Regions from separate parts of the Homo sapiens genome. Here region 2 is linked to region 1. A link is an interaction called in ENCODE POLR2A ChIA-PET data of the cell type or tissue named here. Cell type or tissue: OCI-LY7. All regions are shown on one strand. Each heading gives the region's core, and the rest is flanking DNA. Links, peaks and the distances in the headings are about the cores only. Region 1 holds the start of ZNF714 (zinc finger protein 714). Region 2 holds the start of ZNF90 (zinc finger protein 90).

Region 1 (15,516 bases), core at 6,029-11,028:
CTTGGCTCACCGCAGCATCCATCTCCCAGATTCAAGTGATTATCGTGCCTCAGCCTCCCGAGTATCTGGGATTACAGACGTGTGCCACCATGCCTGGCTAATTTTTGTATTTTTAGTAGAGATGAGGTTCCACCATGTTGGTGAGGCTGGTCTGGAACACCTGGCCTCATGTAATCCACCTGCCTCGGTCTCCCAAAGTTCTGGGATTACAGGCGTAAGCCATTGTGCCCGGCCAAAGCCAACAATTCTTATTGAGAACTTTCTACTTCTGCCATTAACTGTCATTTTATGCTTTATATGTTGGGATTTTTGTTAGGTACAAATATATTTACAACTATCATATTATCTTGATAGATTTACAATTTTTTCAATATAACATGTTGTCATTTGCCAGTTAATTACAACACTTTTGTCTTAACACCTTCTTTTTCTAAGTGTAGCCACCCCAGCTCTCTTTTGGTTACTATCTGTATGAAATCTTTTCATCTAACCTTTCATTGTAAAACTATTTGTGAGTTTAGAACTAAAGAGAGTCTCTTGTAGATAACATAAATTTCTCGAATCCGGGCGCAGTGGCTCATGACTGTTATCTTAGTACTTTGGGAGGCTGAGGTGGGCAGATTACCTGAGGTCAGGAGTTCAAGACCAGCCTGGCCAAGATGACGAAACCTCGTCTCTACTAAAAATACAAAAATTAGCCAGGTATGGTTGCAGGTGCCTGTAGTCCCAGCTTTACTCAGGAGGCTGAGGCAGGAGAATCGCTTGAACCCAGAAGGTGAAGGTTGCAGTGAGCCAAGATCATACCACTTCACTCCAGCCTGGGTGACAGAGCAAGACTCCATCTCAAAAAATATAAAATAATTTTAAAAAAACATAAATTTCTCTTCAATTTATTTTATAGTCCCTCTCTCTATTAATATTTTCTATTTGCAGCATATTTAGGATAGGTAATTTAGACTTTTTCTAGGCTTTCTAATGCCTAGGCTTCCTCTAAGACTTTTTCTGTTCATATCTGTTACTTATTCATAGGCCATGTTTTCTTATTTCTTTGCATGCCTTGTATCTTGTTGCTGAAAACTGGACATTGTTCTACTATAATATAAAAACCATAAAATCTTACGTACTCTTATCCTTTGGGTTTTTGTTCCTGCTTATTTTAACTTGTACTTTTGTGCTTAGTTTTCAAAATTATTATTAATATTATTATTATTATTATTATTATTTGAGATGGAGTCTTGCTCTGTCACTCAGGCTGGAGTGCAGTGGTACGATCTCGGCTCACTGCAACCTCTGCCTCTTGGGTTCAAGCAATTCCCTGCCTCAGGCTCCCGAATAGCTGGGATTACAGGCATCTGCCACCACAACTGGCTAATTTTTGTATTTTTAGTAGAGACGGGGTTTCATCATCTTGGCCAGGCTGGTCTTGAACTCCTGACCTCGTGATTCACCTGCCTCAGTCTCCCAAAGTGCTGGGATTACCGGCTAAAAGTTATTTTTTTTAAATACTGTTTTTTGTTGTGTTTGGCAATAAAAATCTGTTTCTTTAGCTTAATGCGAACTAGTGATTTGAAAGAGATTTACCTCAAATGCCTGCTCACCTCAAATGTACATTTCCTAATTCTTGCAGCTGGGTTTACACAGCTAGGAAGATTACAACTTTGCCACCTTCTTCTCTTCTTGCATGTTTAGAGATTGAGGGTAAAGCAGAGATGAGAGAGAACATCTTCTTAGGTCTTTCTGAGCATTTGCCTGGCCTTTGACTGACCCTGAACATGCTTATGAGCTTCTAGATTCTTAGAAATATGTGGACAATTTTCAAAGCCCTAATCCTACAAGCACTTCACTCCTCAGTTTTGTCTCATATATACTACGTGACTTTTGCTTGCCCAGATTGATATTCTTTTTCCCAGGTATAATGAGTAGTTAATTTGTCCTTAAATATTTTTGCCAAAAATTAGGTTATTGATTCTAAATTGTTGTTTATGTTTTATGTAGGTGTTTACTGCTATGAATTTCTCTGAACAGTTTGCTGCATCTCATATGTTTGATAGGTTGTGGCTTCATTTTCATTCATCTGAAAATATTTTCAAATTTTTTTTTTTCTTTGACACATTAGTTACTTAGAAGTATGTTTTATTTCCACATATATGTGAGTTTCTCAAACTTTCCGCATTTATTTATTTTTACTTTCTATGAAAGTCAGAGAACATACTTTGGGTTATGTTTATCCTTTTAATTTATTGATGTTTCCTTGCTGTATGGCCTACCATGCAATCTATCCTGAAGAATAACCTATGAGTACTTCTCTTTTTTTTTTTGAGATGGAGTCTCACTCTGTCACCAGGGCTGGAGTGCAGTGGCACAATCTCAGCTCATTGCAATCTCTGCCTCCTGGGTTCAAGCTATTCTCCTGCCTCAGCCTCCCGAGTAGCTGGGATTACAGGCGCCTGCCACCATGCCTGGCTAATTTTGTATTTTTAGTAGAGATGAGGTTTCATCATCTTGGCCAGGCTGGTCTTGAACTCCTGACATCAGGTGATCCACCCGCCTTGGCCTCCCAAAGTGCTGAGATTACAGGCATGAGCCACCGCACCCGGCCACCTATGTGTACTTCTAATCTTGAGAGGAGATTTCTGTAGAAGGCTATTTATATTTGTTAACAGTGTTGTTCATGTGTTATATTTTCTTGCTGATATTCTGTCTAGTTTTTCTATTATTTAAATTCAGGTAGAAAAGTTTCTGATCTGACAACCTCGGCCATTGGATTTAATTATTTAACCCATTCATAGCCAATGATATTATCAATATAGTTGGATTTACACTGGCCATTATGCTTTTTGCTTTTTTTCTTTTTGAGATGGAGTCTTGCTCTGTCGCCCAGGCTGGAGTGCAGTGGCGCTATCTCCGCTCACTGCAAGCTCCGCCTCCTAAGTTCATACCATTCTCCTCCCTCAGCCTCCCGTGTAGCTGGGACCACAGGTGCCCACCACCACACCCGGCTAATTTTTTGTATTTTTAGTAGAGATGGGGTTTCACCGTGGTCTCGATCTCCTGACCTCGTGATCCGCTTGCCTCGGCCTCCCAAAGTGCTGGGATTACAGGCATGAGCCACCGCACCCGGCCTCTTTTTCTTTTTTCTTTTCTTTTTTTTTTTTTTTTTTGAGACAAAGTCTCACTCTATCACCCAGGCTGGAGTGCAGTAGTGTGATCTCCACTCACTGCAACTTCCACCTCCTGGGTTCAAACACTTCTCCTGCCTCAGCCTCCAGAGTAGCTGGGATTACAGGCACCCACCAGCATGCTGGCTAATTTTTGTATTTTTAGTAGGGACGGGGTTTCACCATGTTGGCCAGGCTGGTCTCGAACTCCTGACCTCAGGTGATCCACCCACCTCAGCCTCCCAAAGTGCTGGGATTATAGGTGTAAGCCACCATGCCCAGCATATTTTTATTCTTCCTTTACTGCTTTCTTTTATATTAGATACTTCCCATATAATATTTAAATTTCTATAGTGATTGTTTATGTTTTTGCAGTTACTTTCTTTTTTTTTTTTTTTTTTTTTGAGACGGAGTCTTGCCCTGTCGCCCAGACTGGAGTGCAGTGGCTTGATCTTGGCTCACTGAAACCTCTGTCTCCCGGGTTCAAATGATTCTTCTGTCTCAGCCTCCTGAGTAGCTGAGAATACAGGCACCTGCCACCACGCCCAGCTAATTTTTTTTATTTTTAATAGAGAGGGGGTTTCACCATGTTGGCCAGGCTGGTCTTGAACTCCTGACCTCATGATCTGCCCACCTTGGCCTTCCAAAGTGGTGGGATTACAGGCATGAGCCACTGCACCCAGCTACTTTCTTATTTTCTCTAGGCCTTATAACATAGATCTTTTTATAATCTGCTTCATGTTTATATTAACTTAATTCCAATGAGATATAAAAATATTACCTCTATATGGTTCTTTTGCCTTGATTTAGACTGAATTTAGTTTTTATCAAAATGTATAGGGTAAGCCCTAACCTGCAATGTGATTCTTTTTTTTTTTTTTGTATTTTAGTAGAGATGGGGTTTCACCATGTTGGCCAGGATGGTCTTGATCTCCTGACCTCGTGATCTGCCTGCCTCAGCCTCCCAAAGTGCTGGGATTACAGGTGTGAGCCACCGTGCCTGGCAGAGAACAGCAATTTTAGAAAGTGATTAAGTTTAAGTAAGTTTATGTGAGTTGGATGGAAAAGCCATAGGCACTCAATGCCAGCTTGTGAAAGCAGCTGCAGGGGCTGTACTCTGCAGAGCCACAGGGGTGGAGCTGCCTAAGACCTTGGGAGCTCACCCCTTGCATCAAAGTGGCCTAGATGTGAGACGCCAAGTCAAAGGAGATTATTTTGGAACTTTAAGATTTAATGACTGCCCTGCTGGGTTTTGGAGTTTGATAGACCCAGAGCCCTTTTGCTTTGGCAAATTCTCCCTTTTGGAAGAGGAATATTTACCCAATGCCTGCACATGCATTGTATCTTGAAAGTAACTAACTTGTTTTTGATTTTACAGACTCATAGGTGGAAGAGGCTTGCCTTGTCTCAGACAAGACTTTAAACTGGACTTTTGAGTTAATACTGAAATTGGTTAAGAATTTGGGGGACTGATGTGAAGGGATGATTGTGTTTTGAAATCTGAGAAGGGCATGAGGTTTGGGAGGGCCCAGGGGCAGAATGATATCGTTTGACTCTGTATCCCCACCCAAATCTCGTGTCAAATTTTAATTGTATTAATATAGGTAGGGGTCCAGTTGTGTTCTGCATAAGATCAGCTTTAAACTTTATTTTTAAAACAAAAAAAGAGCCAATTTTTAATGATAAATTATTTTGCTTCTTATTTTTCAGTTTGGAGAACCTCTAGTATATTTATAATATTTTATAATTTATTGAATTTATGATATCTTAATACATGAGATAATTTAAATACTTTATAATATTTCAAGTGTCATTTTTTCTTATTTCGTTATGAAAATTGCTAATAGATACATTTTTTTCTGGTTATCACAAAACTATCTGAAAATGTGACATTTGCCATTTATCAAATCTTCATTGTTAATACTTTACCTGAATGGGGGCTTGTAATATGTATTATAATTTTTCATGTTGTCTTAAATTAATTCGGTTTTATTATTTTATTTTATTTAAAAAAGCTAAACTTATAAAATTGGTTGTATATTAGTTTAGGTGAAATTGCTTAGTGATGAGAGAAAAATAATTTGCAAAATATAGAGACTGGATAGTTTTTTTAATTTTTTTTTTTTTTTTTTTTTGAGACAGAGTTTCGCTCTGTCACCCCGGCTAGAGTGAAGTGGCTCCATCTCAGCTCACTGCAAGCTCCGCCTCCTGGGTTCACGCCATTCTCCTGCCTCAGCCTCCCGAGTAGCTGGGACTACAGGCGCCTGCCACGGCGCCCGGCTAATTTTTTGTATTTTTAGTAGAGGCTTGTTTTATAATTTATAATTTAGTGTTAGCCAGGATGGTCTCGATCTCCTGACCTCGTGATCTACCCGCCTCGGCCTCCCAAAGTGCTGGGATTACAGGCGTGAGCCACCGCCCCCGGCGGATAATTTTTTATAATAAAAATGTTCTTTATGTTTGCCCCTTACCATTTTTTTTTTTTTTTTTTTTTGAGATGAAGTTTTTGCTCTTGTTGCCCAGGCTGGAGTGCAGTGGCGCGATCTCGGCTCACCACAACCTCCACCTCCCAGGTTCAAGCGATTCTCTTGCCTCGGCCTCCTGAGTAGCTGGGATTACAGGAATGCGCCACCACGTGCGGCTAATTTTGTATTTTTAGTAGACGGGGTTTCTCCATGTTGGTCAGGCTAGTCTTGAACTCCTGACCTCAGGTGATCCACCCGCCTCAGCCTCCCAAAGTGTTGGGATTACAGGCGTGAGCCACTGTGCCCAGCTGCCTATACCATTTTCTTTGAAAGTTGAAGTTTTAACTCCCTAATTAGGAAACATATTCATAAATGTGACTTGTAAATACTGAAATTTGTGTTTGCTTTTTCTGCCTTCAGTAGAAATGGTGTTTTCTAGCATCTATGTCTTTTTAAAATAAAAGAGAGGATGGAAGCAGAATAGGTTGAAAATGCTATTAACAAAATGATGTTGACAGAGATGATCTATCTGGTCTACCAGGGCATAAAAATTTCAAAAATCATAATCAGTACAAAACCTCTATGTCCGTTAATATTACAGAATATTGCTTGTGTTAAAATCATTTATGTTGGCCGGGCGCAGTGGCTCACGCCTGTAATCCCAGCACTTTGGGAGGCCGAGGCAGGCAGATCACGAGGTCAAGAGATCGAGACCATCCTGGCCAACATTGTGAAACCCCGTCTCTACTAAAAATACAAAAAAAAATTAGCTGGGCGTGGTGGCGCGTGCCCATAGTTCCAGCTACTTTGGAGGCTGAAGCAGGAGAATCGCTTGAACCTGGGAGGCGGAGGTTGCAGTGAGCCGAGATCGAGCCACTGCACTCCAGCCTGGGTGACAGAGCGAGACTCCGTCTCAAAAAAAAAAAAAAAAAAAAAAAAATTATGTTAAAAACTCTGCCTCGCCGAGTGCGGTGGCTCACGCCTGTAATCCCAACATTTTGGGACGCCAAAGCAGGCGGATAACGAGGTCAGCAGTTAGAGACCAGCCTGGCCAACATGGTGAAACCCCGTCTCTACTAAAAAGACAAAAAAGTAGCCGGGCGTTGTGGCGGGCGCCTGTAGTCCCAGCTACTCCGGAGGCTCAGGCAGGAGAATGGCGTGAACCCGGGAGGCGGAGCTTGCAGTGAGCTGAGATTGTGCCACTGCACTCCAGCGTGGGTGAGAGAGCGAGACTCCGTCTCAAAACAAACAAACAAACAAACAAAAAACAAAACAAAAAAACTCTGCCTCTCATGCATTTAGTAGAGATAAAGTCAGAGGGCAGAACCCTCCGCTGATCCTTATCAGGACACCTGAAGTACAGATGATATATTTCTGTTTTCTCTCAAACTCCATATTGGATACAGTTATTCTGCTTCTAATCCATATTATTACAGTAATGCACAGACACGGGATCATAAAAGAACTTGCAAGCTTTTTAAAAAAGTGTTATATTTTACACATGTGTGTATGTATTTGTAGACAGCTCTGTCATCTTGGCCAGAGTGCAGCTCAATCAAACCTCAAAATTCTTAGCTCTCAGCCTCCTTGGTAAATGGGACTTCACGTACACACCACTACAGTGGCTAATTAATTTTTTTTTTTTTTTTTTTTTTTTGTAGAGATGGGGTCTTATTATGTTGCCCAGGCAGCTCTTTTTTTTTTTTTTTTTTTTTTTGAGACAGAGTCTCCCTCTGTCGCCAGGCTGGAGTGCAGTGGCGCGATCTCGGCTCACTGTAACCTCCGCCTCCCGGGTTCAAACGATTCTCCTGCCTCGGCCCCCCGAGTAGCTGGGAATACAGGCGTGCGGCATCACACCCAGGTAAGTTTTTGTATTTTTGGTAGAGACAGGGTTTCACCTTGTTAGCCAGGATGGTCTCGGACTCCTGACCTCTTGATCCACCCACCTCGGACTCCCAAAGTGCTGGGATTGCAGGCGTGAGCCACCGTGCCTGGGCGATTCTATTTTATTCGTTGATCTTTTGTGGTGCTTTTACAATTTTACATCTACATATTATAAATCCAGTAACAAAGAGTCATAATTGTTGCTTTTAATAGTGATAGGTTGCTTTAAAACTGAAGGGTACAATTTAGTCAGATACTTTGGTGCTATGCAAATACAATGCTTATTTTTTAAGTGTTATTTACAATTTTTACACTCCTCAGTTAACCTTGGATACAATAATAACTGGTGGTTTTGTGATGGTTTCTTTAGCATTTTATCTATGTTGATTAGTATTTGGAATTCTGTAAAAAAAAATTTCCCTATCCTTTTTTCTTTTTTATTTATTTAAAGTTTTTTGTGTATCAGTGTAAATGCATGGGTATTTATTTATTTGACTTGATTTATTTTATAGGTCAGTGCTCTAATTATTCATTTGGATGCTAACATTGTTCCAGGATGGACCATTGGGAGTTCTTTCAGGCTGGCTCCCTTTGACATGTTCCCATCATTTTTTAAAATTAAAAAAAAAGAAAGAAAAAACATTTTGAGGCTGGGTGCGGTGGCTCACGCCTGTAATCCCAACACTTTGGGAGGCCAAAGCGGGCAGATCACCTGAGGTCAGGAGTTCAGGACCAGCCTGGCCAACATGGTGAAACCCCGTGTCTACTAAAAATACAAAAAATTAGCCGAGCATGGTGGCGCGCGCCTGTGATCTCATCCAGCAGTGCTTTACTTGTAATTATTTTATTCCTGCTGCCGTCTCCTCTTTCTTTGGCCACTATCTGTTCCACCCCCGGAACGGAAGAGAGATGTTGGTAGGGAGAGGCTCTTCCTTCACCTCTGGCAGAAAAGGTTTGCTTGGGCCCTTCACACCGCTGACATCAGAGCTGCACTTCAATGTGGCAGTTATTGGCCATGTGTGGCGCCTGGTCTGAAGTGCGATGCTAGAAAGGTAAAATACAGAGTTAGTTTCAAAGATTTAGTTCCAAATATTTATATACTTTATTAATAATTACATATTTCTCACACATTAAAATGAAAATTTTTTTGATATATTGGGTTAATTAAATTGTTACAATCAATTCAACCTGTTCTTGTTTCTTTTTCAAGTTTGGCTACTAGAAAACTTAAAATTCACATATGGCTCACATTTTATTTCAGAGGATTACCTCCTTTCTAAAATCTCAGCCTGCCTGCTCAAAGACCAGAAAGAAGCCAGGAAGGTCATAAAATCTGAAATTTTAAAATAATTGTTATTATAAAATTATATTTTTTCCTTTGTGAAGAGCCATATATTATTTATAAATGCATATGACTTTACACACAAGTTTAAAGGCAAATTCCCTCTGGGGTGGGCCTGGCTCAGCTCTGGGAGGAAGCCCTGCCTGAGAAGGCTGCAGCCTAGGCTGTCACCCTTTCTTCACTCAGCCCAGCAACTGATCACATCTTCTGTCACTCAGGGCACGAGAAGGTGGGGTTTTAAAAGTTATCCAATCAGCGACGCTGGGTTGGGAACCGTCCAATCAGGCCTGCAGCTGGAGCGGACAGGACGGCTTCGGGGATGTGGCGGGGCCTTTGTCTCTCGCTGCAGCTGGAGCTGCAGGTCTCGCCTTCACTGCCCTGTGTCCTCTGCTCGCAGAGGCCCAGCCTCTGTGGCCCTGTGACCTGCAGGTATTGAGAGATCCACAGCTAAGACGCCAGGTACCCCGGAAGCCTAGAAATGGTGAGAGTGCCGGGTCCGACATCCCGAGAGAGGGGAAGGGGCGGGTTGTAAGCGGTGGGAAGTGGCTGTGGTGGGACTTAGGCCTCCCCGCAGTCAACTCTACAATCTGCGCCCGGAGTTCTCCTTGCTCAGCTCGGCCTCAGTCCCCTTCAGCCATAAGATGGCGGCTGCGCTGACTGCGGGATCCCGGGCGTCCTGTCTTTTCCCTGCGCAGTGACTGGGCCCTGACCTGGAGTCCTCTCAGGGCAGCTCTGGACCCTCAGCGGCGCGTCTCTCCCGGATTGTGCAGGGACCACTGGAGGGTCCCAGGGGTAGAATCCTGACTCGGGGTGCGGGTTTATGAATGGGTCCGTGGGGTTCCAGTTCCTCTTCTGTTGAAAATGTATGGGAGTCACCGTTAAAACACTAAAGCATTTAATCAAAGCGTGATTCAAAAATTGTGGAGCACCCAGCTGTGGTTTGTAATTTATGGTTTATGGGCGGGGCTTGAAGTAAAGACTTTTATAAACAGCATGATGAAGAAAACCAAATTCAGTAATTGGTTAGGTTCAGATACATAGTTTCTTAATTTGTAAAATAAAGGTGAAAATTTCCTGGTTATGTAATTAGATGTTAATTGGCAGTTTATAGTTGGTTAAGGATGAATTTTGTTTCTCTCAATGTAGTAATTTACTAAAAATGCACCTCAGTTAGATTTTTTTTTTTTAAGATGGAGTTTCGCTCTTGTTGCCCAGGCTGGAGTGCAATGGGGCGATCTTGTCTCACCGTAACCTCTGCCTCCCGGGTTCAAGCGATCCAATGCTTCAGCCTCCCAGGTAGCTGGGATTACAGGCATGCGCCACCACGCCCGTCTAATTTTGTGGTTTTAGTAGAGACGGGTTTCTGCATGTTGGTCAGGCTGGTCTCGAACTCCCGACCTCAGGTGATCTGCCCTCCACGGCCTCCCCAAAGTGCTGGGATTACAGGCGTGAGCCACCGCGCCCAGCCAGATTTTTTTAAAAGTAGGAATCCAGGGACTAGAGACACCTCAGTCTAATTTCCCGCCGCTTAATTATTTTCACACTCCATGGGGAACTGATTTTCTGGTGCATTTTTCAACTGTGTCCCAAGCACTGTCTTAAATCTAACCTCCCGTCCCCCATATCTCCAGCCTCACTCTGGCTTGCAGTAAGATATTAAATTTCCAGTTCCTCCTGGCATTCCCTAATGCCAGCTTTTCCTCCCTAATTCACGTTATCACCTGTTTGTCTTTTAGTGTACTTTTGTATACCATATTTTAATTAATTATTTTTTGACAAAGCTTTAAATGACGCTTTTTAAAAGGTTTGTTACCTGTTTGTAACTTTCCCATGAGAAGAAAGCAAAGAATAATCCCCTGACACTGTATTGTAAAATTTCTCTGTGCCTCTTCTCCTTGTATCTTCTCTAGGTACAAAGATCTTGTCAGAATGTTTTTGGGTCAAGGTATTCCTTTGAAACCTTTATGAGGTGATGTGTCCTCAGCCACCCTTTAGTTTTTTTCTGGTCGTGGGTTTCAGTACTGTCTGGGGATCAACCAAGATATCCACCATGGTTATGTCAGCTAAAGTGCCTAGTGAATATCAGCTTCTGGTTTATTTTCTTCCATAGGGCGACCTGAGGTCTGGAGTGTATCCTCTCAAGGGAGCAAGTGGATCCCTGGGGCAGAGAGGAAGCTTCTAGTGTACTCTTACTTTGAAAAGGTAATCAGATGCTGGTACTGAGGGGAAAACACAGAAATAACATCTGCCTCCTGGATTGTCTAAGGGGTAGAAATATAATGAAATAAATGTAGTGAAAGAAAAAATAGTGTTAAAAAGAAAAAAAAATTGTGACAGAAAAAATAGTATCCCAAAAGACCAAAAAAGAAAAAAAAAATCAAGCAAACAAACAAAAAACACAAAAAACCTGACTCCAGCAGTCAGGATTTTTTCCAGCAGTTCCATTAGCACTTAAGTTTTCCCTTTTGGAGAAGAAAAAGATCCCCATGTCCTATGGTCTTGTAGATGCCTAATTCTGTCACCCATAGCCATCAGCAAGGTTAACTGAGATGGTGTAAGAGCTTGCAAAGTAAAATGCCTCTGGAGCAGCCACCGAGAAATACTGCAGTGTCTCCTGAATGGGTGCTTCTTGAGCACATAAGTGAGTAGGAGTGGGTGGAAGAATCTCTCAAGTGACTGAATAGCCTGACTTGAAACATGAGTCACACACATCTGTTATTTAACCATCATTGCCACTTCTGGATTTGTCACCTTGAAGAGATTTGTTCACTTATTTTGACCTCAGTTTTTTAGCTGTAAATTGCATTATATTAGTAGGGCTTGAAAGGTAGGAAATTTTTTTTTTTTTTTTTTTTGAGACAGTTTCACTCTTGTTGCCCAGGCTGGAGTGCAGTGGTATGATCTCGGCTCACTGCAACCTCCACCTCCTGGGTTCAAGTGATTTTCCTGCCTCAGCTGGCCAGGCTGGTCTCAAACTCCTGACCTCAGATGATCTGCCCTCCTTGGCCTCCCAAAGTGCTGGGATAACAGGTGTGAGCCACCACGCCCGGCCAGCAGGAAAATATTTACAAAGGGCATAAAAGAGATGGGTTTTAGAAAAAGAAATTAATGCTTAATTATATATTCCATTTGTTAAAAATTCTCATTTACCTTTTTCTTTCCCAGAGTGAGTTTAAAAGGTTTCTCAGGTGTGTTTGTTTTTTATGGCTAGGTGAATTCAAACAGAATTTCAAGGCTCAGCTTTTAGAATGCTAGCTACCGAGGAAAAGAATAGGGAAAATCTCTATTCTATTTTGGCTGTAGAAAATGAATACATGTCCATAAGAAAATGTGGTAGATAATTGGTGAGTAAACATAGATTCATGAAAACATCAGTTGCTCTATCTGCAGGATAGGATTTTTGACAGTGAATATCTGTGTTCACATCCTGTTATCTTGATTTCTGAGTTTCATGCTACATTTTATGAGATGAAACTTGGTACCACCTAGAAGTGTTCCCATATGACTAATTGTTTACTACATGATTTTTAATGAAAACAATACAATAATAGATATATTTTCATAAAGGAGTAGATACTTTTGCTTTTTTTATTGAGGTATAAAATGTAAGTACCTTAAAATTTCCTTCCCTTATATGAACACTGTGTTTGAGTAATTTTGCTGGATTTTTCAAACACGTAGTTTCAAAAACCAAGTGAGTAACTCTAACATGGAAACTAAAGCTTGAGCCCAGTGTCTCAGAGCTAAGGCTAATATTGAGCCTACAAAAGGAGGTTATTAAAGGACCAGCTAGTTTATTTATGGGGGATGCTCCCCTGCAGATGTCCAGTCTGCTCACCCCAGCCATGGAAGAAGCCTTTCTGCTGACAGAGCCCTGGAAAGCTGAGGACCCACAGGCAAATGCAGTTAAGGTTAAGATGAAAGGGGACTGAGAGGGTCTTACTGATGATAAAGTTGTTATTGTTTTGAGGCAGTTTCTAGGCTTTGGAATATCAAACAAAGTTAGGTTTATGTAAAAAAAAAAAAAAGAATTCCAAAGGAGTATTGCAACAGGAAAAAGTACCAACTATAAAAATTTTAAGGATTGCATAGTTTAGGCCAACAAGGGCTTTCTTTCCTAGGGAGCAGCAAACAAGATTAGAAAGAAGGCAGGAGAGCAATGGCAAATGAAGGGTGAAAAGTCAGATTTTAAATCAGAGAATGTTTTACCATGAAATCAGCATGTTCTTAGAAGAGACATAAAATGAGATTTTATGTTGACTCAGACTGAGAATAGTTTAAAGTTCTGGGGCCTGTGAAAAATTTTATTTAGACCACTGAAGACAAATTCAGCTGAATCTTTTAATGGGAAAAAGAAGAAAATGTGCAGAGTTCTTACTAGAACAAGGTCCCAATTCAAGCCCCACAAGAGGGTTCTTGATTTCGCTCAAGAAAATATTCAGGGTGAGTCCACACAGTAAAGTAAAAGGAAGTTTATTAAGAAAGTAAAGGAATAAAATAATGGCTTACTCCATAGGCAGGGCAGCACCGAGGGCTGCTGGTTGCACATTTTTATGCTTATTTCTTGATTATATGCTAAACAAGGGGTGGATTATTTATGCCCCCCAATTTTAGACCATATACAGTAACTTCTGATGTTTCCATGGCATTTGTAAACTGTTACGACACTGGTAAGAGTGTAGCAGTGAGGGTGACCAGAGGTCACTCTCGTCACATCTTGGTTTTGGTGGGTTTTATTTGACTTCTTTACTGCAACCTGTTTTATCCGCAAGGTCTTTAAAACTTGTATCTTTTGCTGACCTTCTATCCTGTCCTGTTACTTAGAATGCCTAACCATCCAGGAATGCAGCCCAGTCAGTCTCAGCCCTATTTTATCCAGCCCCTATTCAAAATAGATTTTCTCTGGTTCCATATGCCTCTGACATCTCCCCCTTCTTTTTAACATGGGCACACTTAATCCTAAGAGTTGTAGAGGGATGAAGATTCATTTTCTGTAACTACTTCATGCTGAACAGGGGTGATGATATTTTTGCCTAACTAGTCAGAGTCTTCTTGACCCTGAAAAACAAAACAAAGGATCAGTGACATTTTATGCAAAGTCAAAAAATATAACTTCAGTCTTCTATTAGTTCAGTCCATTCAGTTAATTCCTATTCTGTTTGATAGTCATGAACATTTCAGTTCTCCATGAATACTGAAAGTTTTTTCTGTATTCTAATGTCACAATTTCTAAAGTTACAACAAACTTGCATTTGAGAACATCTGTCAAAGTCTTAAGTTAACTATAAATCATCTTTTGAAGAGGATCAACACAACTTGATTGTCTGCATGGGAAAGTCTTAGGGCAGTCTCAGCAAAAAAAAAAAAAAAAAAAAAAAACATGATCGACAAGGAAATTTGGTTAGCTCTGTGGCATAAAATAATTTTATGTAACAATTGTGATTATTAATGATATACACTTAGTCATTAGAATTACAGGAGTTTCCCATAATTTTGGAACACATACCAATAACATATTTACAAAAACAGTCCAAAAATAGTCAAACATGATTTCACATTTGACATGTTTTCTATGTGATTTTTTATACTAAATGAGCCAAATTTTACTATTATATTTGTGTATTATTAATGTCAAACCCAATTCTTAATCTTTATAGACAAACCTATCCAATTTTAGTATTTGACCGTAAGGTAATATTCTTATAAACCTTTTATAACTCTTTACAAAGTCCTTGTTGTTTAAGAGTAGATCAGTGCTTTAAGAGAAACCTGTTGTTTTTATCTCAATGTTCAATTTATAGAAAAACTGAATAATACCCATTTAACTTTATATGTTCACACACAGAAACTCTTTTGCAATTAAATTTTAGCAAATCTTTCACAATTTGTTTAAACCTTCAGTTTTATTCTAATTTAAAACAATCCTTTAACCTTTTAATCCAGGCAAAAAAGTCCACATTTCCATGTCTTCTTATAATCTTTTATCAAAAACACATTTCACTTTCTCTGCATACCTTGCATGTAAAACTGTTTTTTAGTAGTCAAAGTTACATGTTACAATGTTAACTCTTAGCAACTTTTACTTTTGATGAAACCCTTGGTAAGTAAAGGATTTTAATTACGTACTAGGCGTGGAGTCCAGGACACAGACACAAGTTTATATAAGGTCTGACTCCAGTGTATTAATAGTTAGGGGGTGTGGCTAACTTGATGTGTCCCAGGCCTTACCTAGCCGTAAAGCAGGCAAGTTGTACAGTGAACAGTGATAGTGGCATTTTGAGAAGTCTTTAAGAGGCCTAGTAACCTTTAAATTGTACAACATTTCTTGCATAAATTTCTTTTAGTGAATTATTTCATGACTTATACAGACCATCTATAATATGTTTGGACTCTCTGATTTGTCCTAAACATCCATCTTTTTAAATAACCAGTCATTTTATTTTAGGATAATAATTTACTATACAACATCTTTTCTTATATAAAATCTCTTTTCTTTATAACCTTTGTATATTTAGGGGGCATGGCTAATTCCATATGTCCCAAGGCCTTATTTGGAATCTACTGGCTTCAAGATAGGTAAATTGAACAATTTTTAAAAGTCAAAGAACCAATTTATGACCTTAAAGTATTTGGCAAATCTAATATCTGACCTATATAATTTAGATCA
Region 2 (15,516 bases), core at 5,523-10,522, 1.0 Mb before region 1:
AGACAATCAAAATTATATCAACTACTCTCTCAGACAACAATGGAATAAAAGTGAAAATCAACTTCAAATGCACCCTCACAACCATGCAAATACACGGAAATTAAATGAAAAATAAAATTTAGGATCAACCTGTTTCTGAATTTTTTTGTATGAAATCAAGATGGAAATTTAAAAATTAATTGAGCTGAATGATAATAATGACACAATCTATCAAAATGTCTGGGATACACCAAAAGTGGCGTTAAAAGGAAAGTTCATAGCATCAAGTGCCTACATCAAAAAGTCTGAAAGAGCATAAGTAGACAATCTAAAATAACACTTCAAGGAACTAGAGAAACAAGAACAAGCCAAACCCAAACCCAGCATAAGAAAAGAAATAACAAATATCAGAGCAGAACCCTAGGGGGAGGGGTGGCTGCAGTCTCTGTGGACAAGCAGACTTAGCCTTTCCTCCTGCTAGTTCTGAGCATTTCCAGCAGCTCAGATGAGTGTATTTGCCCCCAGCAAAACACTCCTCCTCCACCAAACGACAGTCAAAGTGCTTCATTAAAAGGGTTCTTCTCCCCATGCACTGGATGAGACCCCTCAACAGGGGTTGTCAGGCACCCTATACAGGAGTGATCCTACTGGCTTCAGGTTGGTGCCTCTTGAGGTCAGAGATCCCAGAGGAAGGTGCAGACACTCTTCTTTACTGCTCTGCAGCCTCCTTGAGTGACCTCTCCAGGCACTGGAGTGAACCAGATGAATAGGGCCTGAGGTGAACCCCTAGCAAGGTGCAGCAACCCTACAGAAGAGGGACCTGACCACTGAATGAAAAACAAACAAACAGAAAGCAGCAACAACAGCATCAACAAGAAAAAAATATACCCAGAAAAATCCCACCCAAGGCTGCACATGGTGGCTCACACCATAATCCAAATACTTTGGGAGGTTGAGGCGGGCAGAGCACTTGAGGTCAAGAGTTTGAGACCAGCCTGGCCAACGTGGTGAAACCTGGTCTCTACTAAAAAAAATACAAAAATTAGCCAGGCGTGGTGGTGCACGCCTGTTGTCCCAGCTACTTGGGAGTCTGAGACATGAGAATCACTTGAACCTTGGAGGCGGAAGTTGCAGGGAGCCAAGATCCTGCCACTGCACTCCAGCCTGGGTGACAGAGCAAGACTCTGTCTCAAACAAAACAAAACAAAACAAAAAAATCCAAGGGTCAGCAGCCTCAAAGATCAAAACTAGACAAACTCATGAAGATGAGAAAGAATCAACAAAAAAACATTGAGAGGCTAGAGTGCCTCTTCTCCAAATGATCAAAATGTTTCTTCAGCAAGGGTACAGAACTGGACAGAGGATGAGATGCAGGAATTGACAGAAGTAGGCTTCAGAAGATGGGTAATAAAAAAACTCTGCTGAGCCAAAGGAACATGTTCTAACCCAATATAAAGAAGCTAAGAACCTTGATAAAAGGTTAGAGGAGCCGGGCGCGGTGGCTCACGCCTGTAATCCCAGCACTCCGGGAGGCCGAGGCGGGCGGATCACGAGGTCAGGAGATGGAGACCATCCTGGCTAACAAGGTGAAACCCCGTCACTACTAAAAAATACAAAAAAAATTAGCCAGGCATGGTGGCGGGAGCCTGTAGTCCCAGCTACTCGGGAGGCAGAGGCAGGAGAATGGCGTGAACCCGGGAGGCGGAGCTTGCAGTGAGCTGAGATCACGCCACTGCACTCCAGACTGGGCGAAAGAGCAAGACTCCGTCTCAAAAAAAAAAAAAAAAAAAAAGGTTAGAGGAACTGCTAACTATAATAACAAGTTTGGAGAGGAACATAAATGATCTGATGGAGCTGAAAAACACAGCACGAGAACTTCATGAAGCATACAAAAGTATCAGTAGCCGAACTGACCAAGCAGAAGAAAGAATATCAGTATTTGAAGACCACCTTGTCAAAATAAGGCATGCAGACAAGATTAAAGAAAAAAGAATAAAAAGGAACAAAGAAAGCCTCTGACAAATATGGTGTTCTGTGAAGGAAACACATGAGGGTAGAAGAAAAGACACCTACACAATACCTTTAAGGGTAAACAAGCTTTATCCCACATAAATGGCAATGCAGATATAAGTAAATTTTTTTTTTTTTTTTGAGACGGAGTCTCACTCTGTCACCCAGGCTGGAGTGCAGTGGCGCGATCTCGGCTCACTGCAAGCTCCACCTCCCGGGTTCACGCCATTCTCCTGCCTCAACGTTCTGAGTAGCTGGGACCACAGGCACGTGCCACCATGCCCGGCTGATTTTTTGTATTTTTAGTAGAGACGGGGTTTCACCGTGGTCTCGATCTCCTGACCTCCTGATCCGACCGCGTTGGCCTCCCAAAGTGCTGGGATTACAAGCGTGAGCCACCGCGCCCGGCCAAGTAAATTGATATAAGAAAATTGCAATGGAAAGGGGAGAAGGAAAAAGATATATATATATACACACACACACACATAAATATATATATATACACACATATAAATATATATATACATACACACATAAATATATGTACATATATATACACTCACCAGACTATGGAGGATTCATCGCCACACCGGAATGCAACAACCTGGGCTCCAGAGTCAGCCACCCATCCATGCAAGGACAAGGAGAGGTCTCTTTAAGCTTTAGTGCGTTCTGGGGCTCTAGGTCATTTTGTAACAAGTTGTTTGGCATGAGGCACAGTGGAGGGCCCTTGAGACTGGGCTCAAGGAACACAAAAAGTTAACTTGTTTTTGCAATTGGCTATTGTTTTTCAATAACAATATAAAGGAATAGATTGAAATCGAGATTTCTCTGAAACAACTCTAGATGAATGCATCAAGGGGCTCGCAGAACCTATTCTCAGGCTTGGTGACCATCGTTTGTGTCCACATTCAATTCAATTCAAATTTAACTTTTTCTCCACCTTTGGCCTCAATTGGATACTCAATTGTAGGAAAATACCCTTACAGATACATAGGGAAGGCATAGTCGATATAGATTACAGATACAGGGTAAGGACAGGAGAATTAAAAGCACAATTAATAAAAACCACACCCAGCATGGCTTTCTAAGGAGAGTCATATTGTGAGAATTGCCAGGGATATACACACCACATTTAGCATGCAATATGGCACAAATCCCTCCTTGGGCTGCGGTAAGCATATCTAATGCCATTTGATTTTGCAACACAACAGTACTCAGCTGAGCAAATTTATCTGGTAACAACATAAGTCTAGTGCTAATATCATTAAGAGCTTTTTCTACATATAACCTTAATATTTTAGTTTGTTGCTGAAGCAGGATTGTACCAGTGGCAGGGGAGAATACTGTGATAGGGTACTGCCACCAGGGAGGCCAGGGAGGCTGGCACATTCATAACCAGTGATGTTTGTAAGTATCTAAATTACTTGGGAGAGGAATATTAACCCGGATGGTGAATGGAATTAATGGCTATCCCCAAGTTCATCTCCCTGTCCAGTGTGGGGACAGGTATCACCACTCATAGGATCTGCATACCCAGAGGGCTCCCCCAGGGGACAGCAATGGAGCTACTGTAATCACAGTGTACTCATGTATTATTAAAGTAGGAAAGAGATTGTGGTTCACTGGGGGCAATGTTGATTTGGAGTATGTGTTGACAATTGTCTGGAGAAACCCCAGAGTAATATTAGAGGAACCTTTTAAGGCCTCCAGACTAAGCGGGGGCTATAGGGAATCCAGGCACCAGCACAGCTGGTTTCCAAAATATACCATTCCAGGAATATTGGGCAGGATACCAAGGCTTTTGATGAAAGGAGAATGTGGAGTTCACCTTTTGTCTGACTTGGGCAAAGATAGATTGCTTAGTGTGGTCAAAGGAAGTACAGGTTGGACTACAAGTGTTGTTGTGACCCCGTTGGTAACTACATAGCCATTCAGAAATGTTGTCAGGATGATTCTCCAAGGTAGCCCATTCCTGGCGGCCTTTGGCAACTCGACGTATAGAAAACATTGTCTGTGATTGGCTTCTATTGCAGCGGTGGCTACCCAGTTCATGAATTTATTCTTGGCCTCAGACACAAAGACACAGGTGCTGACCATTAGTAGATAGATTATTCCCTGTAATAACAAAAAAGGATAGGAACATCATATTGTTTTTCATCTTTAGGAAATTGTACTATGCCTTCATTTTCTGTTTTCACAGCTACAAGGTCACCAGACTTAGGGGTGGGATCTGATGGATGCTGTACCCATATATTGGCTCCAGGATTTAAGCTACATGAACCAGTGGATCTGAATCCCCGAGTTCTGTATGTAGCCTCTGTTGGGACAGAGATTTCCTCAGGGGTTAATTGTTGACAAGGTACCACTAATAATTGAGCAACCCACATTTGTGGTTTTATAGCAAAAGAATCTGGAGTGGTATTGTATAAAACAACCTTTAACTCTCCCCAGTAATCACCATCAATTATACCACCAAACACTATAATGCCTCTCATTGCAAGGCTTGAACACATTGTAATCCATTCATCCACATTCAAATTTGCATTTATGGTGGAAATTTTGGCCTGTCGATCTTCCTGCTGATTAAATAGTCTGTCAAGAAAAGCAGAGATGCATGAGCATCATCATGGAAAACAGATCCAGGAGTGGTGGCCCAAGCCTGTACTTCTACCAATTTGGGAGGCTGAGGTGGGTTGTTCACGAGGTCAGGAGATTGAGACCACCCTGGTGAACACAGTGAAACCCCGCCTCTACTAGAGAAGTACAAAAATTAGCTGGGCGTGGCGGTGCATGCCTGTAATCCCAGCTACTCGGGAGGCTGAGGCAGGAGAATCACTTGAACCTGGGAGGCAGAGGTTGCAGTGAGCTGAGACTCAGCCACTGCACTCAAGCCTGGTGACCCGAGACTGAGCCACTGTACTCCAGCCTGGTGACAGAGCTAGACTCCGTGTCAAAAAAAATAAATTAATTAATACAGGAAAACAATGATAATGGTAGTGTGTACCAGAATTCATGTATCTTCCCAGTATTGTTTTCCCCATACCTCTTTATTCCCAATTAACCATTTGTTTTGTTGTCATTGGGGCATCCAGGTAGTAAGACCATTTGCTACTGAGCAAGAGTTGGTATACAAGTGACAAATCCTTCTTCCTTCCTTTCGAAGAGCTCAGAGGATGTCTACTAGTTCAGTTAACTGGCTGCTCCCACCCCTTTCTTCATCAGAAATGGTTATGTTTTTCGGTTGTTTGTTTTTGAGATGGAGTCTCAGTCTGTCACATAGGCTGGAGTGCAGTGGTGAGACCTCAGCTCATTGCAACCTCTGCCTCCTGGGATTCCAGTGATTCTCCTGCCTCAGCCCCCTGAGTAGCTGGGATTATAGATGCATGCCACCACACCTGGCTAGTTTTTGTATTTTTAGTAGAGATGGGGTTTCATCATGTTGGCCAGCCTGGTCTCAAACTTCTGACCTCGTGATCCACACATCTTGGCCTCCTGTGGATTTTGAGGGAACTCGTGACCTAAATCATAACAGGAAATTTAGGCCTCATAAAGACATCATGGTTAAAGCAGAGGTGTTTTGTTTCCAGTAAAGTCCAATAGCAAGCTAACAATTGTGCACAGGTGAGGAGAGCTGTCACGAAGCTTTGGCGCAGTCTGGGACCCTAGCTCTTTTGTAATGAGTTGTTTGGCACGAGGCTTAGTCATGAGGACCCTTCGCGACTGAGCTGAAGAAACACAAAAAGGTCACTTGTTTTTGGGATTGTCTGTTGTTTTTCAAGAACGAATGTATAGGAATAGATTGAAATACAGATTTCTCTGAAACAGCGCTGGATGAACGCCTCTAGGGGCTCACACAACCTGTTCCCGGACTTGGTGACCATTGTTTGTGTCCACGTTCAATTAGCACAAATTTATTATTTAACTTTGACTCCACACCAGACTATGGAGGATTCACCACCAGACCGGAAAGCAACAGGATGGGCTCCAGAGTTGGCCACCCATCGGTGCACAGACCAGGAGAGGTATAATGACGCTTCTGCGCGGTCTGGGAACCTAGCTCTTTTTGTAACGAGTTGTTCAGCATGAGGCCTAGTCACCAGGGCCCTTCATGACTGGTCTCAAGGAACACAGAAAGGTCAACTTGTTTTTGTGATTGTCTATTGTTTTTCTTTTTCTTTCTTTCTTTTTTTTTTTTTTTTTTGAGACGGAGTCTCGCTCTGTCGCCCAGGCTGGAGTGCAGTGGCGCGATCTCGGCTCACTCCAAGTTCCGCCTCCCAGGTTCACACCATTCTCCTGCCTCAGCTTCCCGACTAGCTGGGACTACAGGCGCCTGCCACCAGGCCTGGCTAATTTTTTGTATTTCTAGTAGAGACGGGGTTTCAGCGTGTTAGCCAGCATGGTCTTGATCTCCTGACCTCGTGACCCGCCCGCCTCAGCCTCCCAAAGTGCTGAGATTACAGGCGTGAGCCACCGCGCCCGGCCTTGTCTATTGTTTTTCAATAACGAATGTATAGGAATAGATTGAATAGATTGACATAGAGATTTCTCTAAAATAGCACTGGATGAACGCCTCAAGGGGCTCACACAACCTCTTCCAGGACTTGGTGACCATTGTTTGTGTCCACGTTCAATTGAGTTCAAATTAAATATTTAACTTTTCCTCCACAAATTCCCCTGTCTTGATGAATTGGTTTTGTCTGGGCAAAGGGCAAGGTAAACTCCTTGGGCGGTTACACAACCTCCACCTCCTAGGTTCAAGAGATTCTCCTGCCTCAGCCTTCGGTGTAGCTGGGACTACAGGTGTGCACCAGCACGCCCAGGTAAGGTTTTGTATTTTTAGTAGAAATGGGGTTTCACCGTGTTGGCCAGGGTGGTCTTGAACTCCTGACCTCAAGTGATTCGCCCTCTTTGGCTTCCCAAAGTGCTGGAATTACAGGCGTGAGCCACCGCGCCTGGCCCTAAATGATTTCCTTTCTGTCTCCTATAACAGTTTGAAATTACTTAAAAGTTGTTTCAAATTGAAAAAATAAAAAGAATGTAGATAAAAATAAAATATAAAAAGTTAAAAAAATTACATTAGATTACAAAATATATATGATGTATATGTAAGTCTCGAGAGGTCAAAAATGACAAATTTGATTTACTTACAAGGTTTTATTAAAATTAGCTTTCGTATTGATAATACACTATTACCAAAGTAAAAGTTTTCTCTTGAACAAAAATTTTTTGTATTATTAATATGACAGCCAAATACTTCTGTTCACCTTTTGAATACATTCAAAAAGAGAAAGAGTAAAAAAGAATTTTCCCATGCTCTCCGGTGGGCCTGGCTCAGCTCAAGGAGGAAGCCCGGCCTGAAAAGGCTGCAGCTGAGGCTGTGACTCTTTCTTCACTCAGCCCAGCATGTGATCACATCTTCTGTCACTCAGGGACTGAGGAGGCGGGGCCTTAAGCATTATCCAATCAGGGACGCTGGGTTGGAAACCGTCCAATCATGCAGGCAGCTGGAGCGAAGAGGAAGGCTTTCGGGTTTGGCGCGGCCATTTGTCTCTTGCTGCAGCTGGTGCTCCAAATCTGGTCTTAGCTGCTTCGTGTCTTCTTCTCCAGCCTCTGTGGCCCTGTGACCTGCAGGTATTGGGAGATCCACAGCTGAGGGACCCCCGGAAGCCTAGAAATGGTGAGAGTGCCTTTCCAGCATTCCGAGAGAGGGGAGGGACTGGTTGGAACCGATGGGAAGTGGCTGTGGCGGGACTTAGGCCTCCCCGCAGTCAGCTCCACAATCTGCGACCGACTTCTCCTTGCCCAGTTCGGCCTCAGTCCCCTTCAGCCATAAGATGGCAACAGCGCCGACAGCCGGGCCCCGCGGCGTCCTGTCTCTTCCCTGCCCTGGCCTGGAGCCCTCTCTGGGCAGCTCTGCACCCACAGCGCTGCGTCTCTCCCAGATTGTGCAGGGAGCACGGGAGGGTTCTCGGGGGAGAATCCTGACTCGGGGTGCAGGTTCATGAATGGGAAGAGCTTTGGTCCATGGGGTTGACAGTTTCTCTTTTCTCCTATTAAAAACTTATGGGGCCGGTCGCTGTGGTTCATGCCTGTAATCCCAGCATTTTGGGAGGTCGAGGCGAGCGGATCACTTGAGGTAAAGGGTTGTTAGTACAACGTAGTTCTTCTTCAAAGACGCAACTTCCTGGTCATAAGTTGGAAAAGTTGTAAATCACCCCTACCCCTTCTTCTCCCTTCTCCTTTTCTCACAAATCGCGCATTACCCGATTTGGAAAAAGCTTGAGTGTAAGCCAACCGGGATCAGCTTAGATTGTGCGGTCTGACCCCAGCCAATGGAGGGAAAACAAAAACAGAACTGCATTAGGGCTAATAACCCCTTCCCGGCCAGGCGCGGTGGCTCCTGCCTGTAATTTCAGCACTTTGGGGCGCCGAGGCGGGCGGATCACGTGGTCAAATTTCTAGACCAGCCTATCCAACGTGGTGAAACCTCTCTCTACTAAAAATACAAAAATTAGCCTGGAGTGGTGCCAAGCGCCTGTAATCCCAGCAACTTGGGAGGCTGAGGCCCGAGAATTGCTTGAACTCGGGAGGCAGAGGTTGCAGTGAGCTGAGATCCCTCCATCGCGCTCCAGCATGCGCGACAGAGGGAGAGTCCTCAAAAAAAAAAAAAAAAAAAAAAGTAAGCATCTTAAAATTTCCATCCTTTATGTAAACACTGTGTTTTAGTAACTTCACTGTATTTTCCAACACTTAGTTTCAAAAACCCAGTGAATAACTCTGGCATGGAAATTAAAGCTTGAACCTAGTGATTCCGAGCTAAGGCTAATATTAAGCCTGCAAAAGGAGGGTTTTTTTTTTTTTTTTGAGATGGAGTTTGTCCAGGCAGATGCAGTTAAGATTAAGATGAAAGGAAACTGGATGGGTCTTACTGATAATGATGTTATTGTTTTGAGGCACTTGTTTGACTTTGTAAAATAAAAACGTTAGATTTATGGAAAAAAATGAATTCCAAAAACATATTGCAACAGGAGGAAGTACCAACAAAGTATAACGTCTTTATGGCTTGCAAAAACGTAGGCAGAAAAGTGCTTTCTTCCCTAGGGAGGAGCAAAGAAGTTTAGAAAGGAGGTGGGAGGGGAATGGCAAATGGAGGGTGCAAAAGTCAGATTTTATATCAGAGAATGTCTTACTCTGAAATCAGCATGTTCTTAGGAGGGATGTAAAATGTGGTTGTATGTTGACTCAGACTGAGGGTAGCTCAAAGTTCAGGAGCTTGAGGGAGGCATATAAGCTTAAGAAAAGTTTCATTGAGAAATATTTTGTTTTAGGCCAGGCGCGGTGGCTCACGCCTGTAATCTCATCTGCTCGGCCACCCTGTCCCGGCCCTGAAGCGATGTAAGCAAGAAGCTGCCCTGCTGGAACTGCTCCTTCGGGAGACTGCTGATTTTGGCATTCTTTTTCCTTTCATCGTATTTCCTCTTTTTTTTTTTTTTTGAGATGAAGTTTCTCTCTTATTGCCCAGGCTGGAGTGCAATGGCACAATCTCGGCTCACTGCAACCTCCGCCTCCTGGGTTCAAGCGATTCTCCTGCCTCAGCCTCCCGAGTAGCTGGGATTACAGGCATGCACCACCACACCTGGCTAATTTTGTATTTTTAGTAGAGACAGAGTTTCTCCATGTTGAGGCTGCAAGAATTGCAGGTCAGCAAGAATTGCTGCCCAGGGGCAGCACATAATGGGACTAGTACCACCGTCCTGACGGTGTGCTGTTGATGAGCACGATGCAATTCTTCACCAGGGTCTTGGTACGGACTAGCTCGTTATTAGATGTATTGTAGACAACATGGACGATCCTTGTTTTACCAGTACAACACTCTGAGCCACAGGAGAAATTCCCCCGTCCAGCCTCAGGGCACCGTATTTCTTCTTACCTCCCCACAAACGGACTGTGTGGATGCGGCGGGGGCCAATCTTGGTGTTGGCAGCCGGGCGCCACAACTCATCCTTCTGCTTCTTGTGGTAGGGCTTTCTCTTGCCCCTGGACTTGCAGCGTTTGTGCCAGTTGTCCCAAGAGATGCCCATCTCTCAGCGCTGGCTGGAAAGAGTTCTCTTTTCTTTGATCTATGCATTTCTTCCATTTGGCTTTTCCTGGGCCACATCTTATACATTAAACCGGTAAACATCACTACAGTGTTTTCCTGAGTTCTGTGAATAGCTCTAGCAAATTATTTGGGTGTCCCCAATTTTCAAACAATAGGTGAGAAGCATAGATGGGCCATGGGGTTTGTGACTGGCATCTGCAGTGAGGACAATGTTGTGGGACTGAGCACTGAAACGGGGTCTGTGCTGACTCTGGGTGGTGTCAGATTTCAAATGTTAGATAATGAGTTGTTGTTGGAGAGTTGTTTGACGTTCAGCAAACTCTGCAGATTTGGTGCCAGCAAAAGATATCACGGAGGCCTGGCCTGGAATAAAACTCTGGGTGTTTGGGAATAGGAGGCTCTCCTGTACACAGGCTGTCACACTGCCCATTGTCCTGTGATTCCAGATCTTCTCCCAGGGTGACAGAGGACTGAAAACTTAGAGGAAAAGAGCTCTGATGACAGACACCCCCCTTTTCTTGCAAGTGCCACAATAGGATTCCCACCTACTCACAAACACACACACTAGACATAGACGTGCCCATACTCCTCCCAGGACTAGGCACCACCTTCAGGAACTTCATTATGCCATTTTTTTTTCTTTTTCTGAGACAGAGTCTTGCTCTTTTGCCCAGGCTGGAGTGCAGTGGTGCCATCTCGGCTCACTTCAACCTCTGCCTCCCAGGTTCCAACGATTCTTCTGCCTCAGCCTCCCAAGTGGCTGGGATTACAAGTGAGTGCCACCACACCCAGCTAATTTTTGTATTTTTAGTAGAGACTTGGTTTCACCATGTTGGCCACGCTGGTCTCAAAATCCTGACCTCATGATCCACCCACCTTGCCCTCCCAAAGTGCCGGGATTACAGGCATAAGCCATCGCACCCAGCCAGCATTTTTGATCCTAGTGTTTCTTGCCAAGAACCCACAAGTGTCTACAAGTCTCCTGGCATATCCCCACCCCCAGACACTGAATCTGCAGCAGCAACCTATTTTCTCCATCAACCTAAAGGTCTGGACCTCCTCTTTATAATCTCATCTGCCTGCATGCATACAGAAATAAATCAGAGTGTGGCCCCACCTGGGCCACTATCTGTAGCGAAAATCAGTCTGTTCATCTACATTGCAGTCTTTCCCACACAGGGATTTGTTTTTTTTCTTTCTTTCTTTCTTCTTTTTTTTTTTTTGAGATGGCGTCTCGCTCTGTCATCCAGGCTGGAGTGCAGTGGCGAGATCTCGGCTCACTGCAAGGTCTGCCTCCCAGGTTCACACTATTCTCCTGCCTCAGCCTGCTGAGCAGCTGGGACTACAGGCACGTGCCACTACCCCCGGCTAATTTTTTGTATTTTTAGTAGAGACGGGGTTTCACCATGTTAGCCAGGAGGGTCTCGATCTCCTGACCTCGTGATCCACCCGCCTCGGCCTCCTAAAGTGCTGGGATTACAGGCGTGAGCCACCGCGCCTGGCCTGTTTTTTTTTCTTGTAGCTTTTATTTTTGGTTTAGGGTACACATATGGGTTTGTTATACAGCTAAAATTATGTCATGGGGGTTTGGTGTGCAGATTTTATCACTGAGATACTACGTATAGCACCAAACATGTCTGTTTTCTGATCCTCATGGTCCTCCCACTCTCCACCCTCTACTAGGTCTCAGTGTCTGTTATTCTCCTGTTGTGTTCATGTGTTCTTATTATTTAGCTCTTACTTATAAATAATAACATGCATTTGGTTTTCTGTTTCTGCATTTGTGGGGAAAAGAGAGATCAGACTGTTACTGTGTCTATGTAGAAAGAAGTAGACATAAGAGACTCCATTTTGTTCTGTACTAAGAAAAATTCTTCTGCCTTGAGATACTGTTAATCTGTAACCCTACCCGCTACCCTGTGCTTGCAGGAACATGTGCTGTGTCCACTCAAGGTTTAATGGATTTAGGGCTATGCAGGATGTGCTTTGTTAAACAAATGCTTGAAGGCAGCATGCTTGTTAAAAGTCATCACCACTCCCTAATCTCAAGTGCCCAGGGACACAAAACACTGTGGAAGGCCGCAGGGACCTCTGCCTAGGAAAGCCAGGTATTGTGCAAGGTTTTTCCCCATGTGATAGTCTGAAATATGACCTCATGGCAAGGGAAAGACCTGACCATCCCCCAGCCCGACACCCATAAAGGGTCTGTGCTGAGGAGGATTAGTAAAAGAGAAAGTCCTCTTTGCAGTTGAGATAAGAGGAAGGCATCTGTCTCCTGCTCCTCCCTGGGCAATGGAATGTCTCAGTGTAAAACCTGATTGTATATTCCATCTACTGAGATAGGAGAAAACCCCCTTAACGCTGGAGGTGAGACGTGCTGGTGGCAATACTGCTCTTTAATGCACCAGATATGTTTATGTATGTGCACATCAAAACACAGCACATTTTCTAACCTTGTTTCTGACACTGAGACATTTCTTCACGTTTTCCTGCTGACCCTTCCCCCGCTATTACCCTATTGTCCTGCCACATCTCCCTCTCTGAGATGGTAGTGATAATGATCAGTAAATAACTAGGGAACTCAGAGACTGGTGCCGGTGCCGGTCCTCCATCTGCTGAGCTCTTGTCCCCTGGGCCCACTTTTCTTTCTCTATACTTTGTCTCTGTGTCTCTTTCTTTTCTCAGTCTCTAGTCCCACCCGATGAGAAATACTCACAGGTGTGGAGGGGCAGGCCACCCCTTTAGCATTAGTTTTCTTTTTTTTTTGTTTTTTGTTTTGTTTTTTGAGATGAAGTTTTGCTCTTGTTGCCCAGGCTGCAGTGTAATGTTGCGATCTCGGCTCATTGCAACCTTTGACTCCTGGGTTCTAGCGATTCTCCTGCCTCAGCCTCCCAAGTAGCTAGTATTATAGGCGTGCACCACCACGTTTGGCTAATTTTGTGTTTTTAGTAGCAACAGGGTTTCTCCATGTTGGTCAGGATGGTCTTAAGCTCCCGACCTCAGGTGATTATCCCACTTCAGCCTCCCAAAGTGCTGGGATTACAGGCCTGAGCCACCACGCCCAGGCTCTGCATTAGTTTTCTAAGAATAATGATCTCCAGCATCATCGATGTTATTGCAAAGGACATAATCATTTCTTTTAATGGCCACAGAGTATTCATGATGTTTATGTATCATATTTTGTTTTTACTAAATCTTTTATTTTTGGAGACAGGGTCTTACTTATTGTTCAGGCTAGAGTGCTGTGGCATGATACTGACATACATTAGCCTGAACCTTTCAGGCTCAAGCAATTCTCTCCTACCTCATCCTCACAAGTAGCTGGGACTACACATTTGCGTTACCACCCCTGGCCAATTTTTCTTTTTGTATTTTTTGTGGAGACAGGATTTTGCCATGTTGCTTAGGCTGGTCCCAAACTTCTAAACTCAGGCAATCCAACTGCCTTGGCCTCCCAAAATGCTGGGAGGACGGGCATGAGCCACCACATTTGACCATACCATATTTTCTTTTTTTTTTTTTGAGACGGAGTCTCCCAGGCTGGAGTGCAGTGGTGCGATCTTGGCTCACTGCAAACTCCACCTCCCAGGTTCAAGCAATTCTCCTGCCTCAGCCTTCTGTGTAGCTGGGACTACAGGTGCTGGCCACCACGCATGGCAAATTTTTTTTGTATTTTTAGTAGAGACGGGGTTTCACCATATTGGTCAGGCTGGTCTCGAACTCCTGACCTCTGGTGATCCGCCCGGGTCAGCCTCCCAAAGTGCTGGGATTACAGGCATGAGCCACTGCGCCAGGCTGACCATACCATATTTTCTTTATCCAGTCTACCATTGATAGGCATTTACAGCCTGTCCATGTCTTTGCTATTGTGAATAGTGCTGCAATGAACATGCATGTGGGTATGTCTTTATGATATAATAATTTATATTTCTTTGGCTATATACCCAGTTGTGGGGCTCCTGGGTCAAATGAGGATTCTGTTTTTAGTTCTGTGAGGAATCGCCACACTGCTTTTTACAGTTTTTGAACTAATTTACACTCCCACCAGAAGAGTATAAGCATTCCCTTTTCTCTGCAACCTTGCCAGCATCTGTTATTTTTTGACTTTTTAAAAATAGCCATTCTGACTGGTGTGTGGTGGTGTCTCATTGTGATTTTTCTTTTAATTTCTCTAATGATTAGCGATGACCACTTTTTTTCATATGCTAGTTAGCTTCATATATGTCTTCTTTTGAAAAGCATCTGTTCATATATTTTGCCTAATTTTTAATGAGGTTGTTCGGTTTTTTCTTGTAAGCTTGTAGGTTGTCTGTTTACTCTGTTGATAGTTTCCTTTCTGTTAGGAAGCTCTTAAGTTCAAATGGGTCCCATTGGTCAATTTTTGCTTTTGTTGCAGTAGCTTTTGGTAGCTTCCTCATGAAGTCTTTCCCAGTTTTTATGTCTAGAATGGTATTTCCTAGGTTATCATGGCTGGGTTTCTTATAATTTTAAGTTTTTCATTTAATTTTTTAATTTATCTTCAGTTGATTTTTGTAAATCAAAATGAAATGAAAGGGTCCAGTTTCTGTCTTCTACATAGTGTTAGGTATTTATTCCAGCACCATTTATGAAACAATTCTTCCCACATTCCTCTTGACAGCTTTGTCAGAAATCTGATGGCGGTAGGAGGGTGGCATTATTTCTGGCCTCTCTGTTCTGTTGCATTGGTCTTTTTTTTTTAGACGGAGTCTCGCTCTTTGGCCGAGACTGGAGTGCAGTGGCCCGATCTCGGCTCACTGCAAGCTCCGCCTCCCGGGTTCATGCCATTCTCCTGCCTCAGCCTCCCGAATAGCTGGGACTACAGGTGCCTGCCACCGCGCCCGGCTAATTTTTTTGTATTTTTAGTAGAGATGGGGTTTCACCGGGCTAGCCAGGATGGTCTCGATCTCCTGACCTCGTGATCTGCCCGCCTCGGCCTCCCAAAGTGCTGGGATTACAGGCTTGAGCCACCGCGCCCGGCCAGTTGCATTGGTCTTATGCATTAATAAGTTTCATATAATATCTTTCTCTCTTTTGGTTTTTCCCTCATAAACCTTCTTTCAAGTGCATACATTGTACAAATTTCAGATGTCCAAGAGTTCAAAACTCTTTGAAAACTTCCAAAAATGTTTTTGCTATTCCCTCTTTTTGTAAGGAATTTAGATTATATGTAGATATTTTTCTTTGTTTTATTGAAATATATGTAAATCATATTAACAGCTAAATAAACCTTTTGTCATTTTTTCTGACTCCAGATTATCTTTATCTAGTACTTCAGATTTATTACTTTGTTTTTGCTTCCAAAATGTTTATTTTTTTCATTTTTAGTCCTTTAGACAGATTTGTTTAGATAAAAGCTCATTTTAATAGCATACAGAAGCTTAGCACAAAGAGAATTAAATTTA

Evidence for each region. ChIA-PET counts read pairs that join two places held together with the same protein. Peaks named below come from ENCODE experiments on the same cell type or tissue, not always from the same donor. Only the 100,000 strongest peaks of a DNase experiment are listed, where the experiment ranks them.
Region 2: POLR2A ChIA-PET joins it to region 1 with 15 read pairs; 3 of 35 experiments call an interaction of 5 or more read pairs at or near these places.

What each region holds. Positions count from the first base shown.
Region 1 is chr19:21,073,019-21,088,534 of GRCh38, forward strand. It overlaps ZNF714 (zinc finger protein 714), which reads left to right and starts at 9,185. Exons shown (of 5, transcript NM_182515.4): 1 at 9,185-9,330; 2 at 10,960-11,051. RefSeq lists an enhancer at 9,524-9,673. In OCI-LY7, for the core only: no CTCF peak of the experiment used is centred there; DNase peaks (open chromatin) are centred at 9,103 and 9,443; H3K4me3 peaks cover 2,021 bases; H3K27ac peaks cover 1,748 bases.
Region 2 is chr19:20,070,467-20,085,982 of GRCh38, forward strand. ZNF90 (zinc finger protein 90) reads left to right here and starts at 7,534. Exons shown (of 4, transcript NM_007138.2): 1 at 7,534-7,669. The coding sequence starts at 7,667. It also overlaps the pseudogene RPS8P11. RefSeq lists enhancers at 7,477-7,956, 11,570-12,425. In OCI-LY7, for the core only: CTCF peaks have their summits at 7,868 (motif pointing right) and 8,068; DNase peaks (open chromatin) are centred at 7,455 and 7,795; H3K4me3 peaks cover 2,059 bases; H3K27ac peaks cover 817 bases.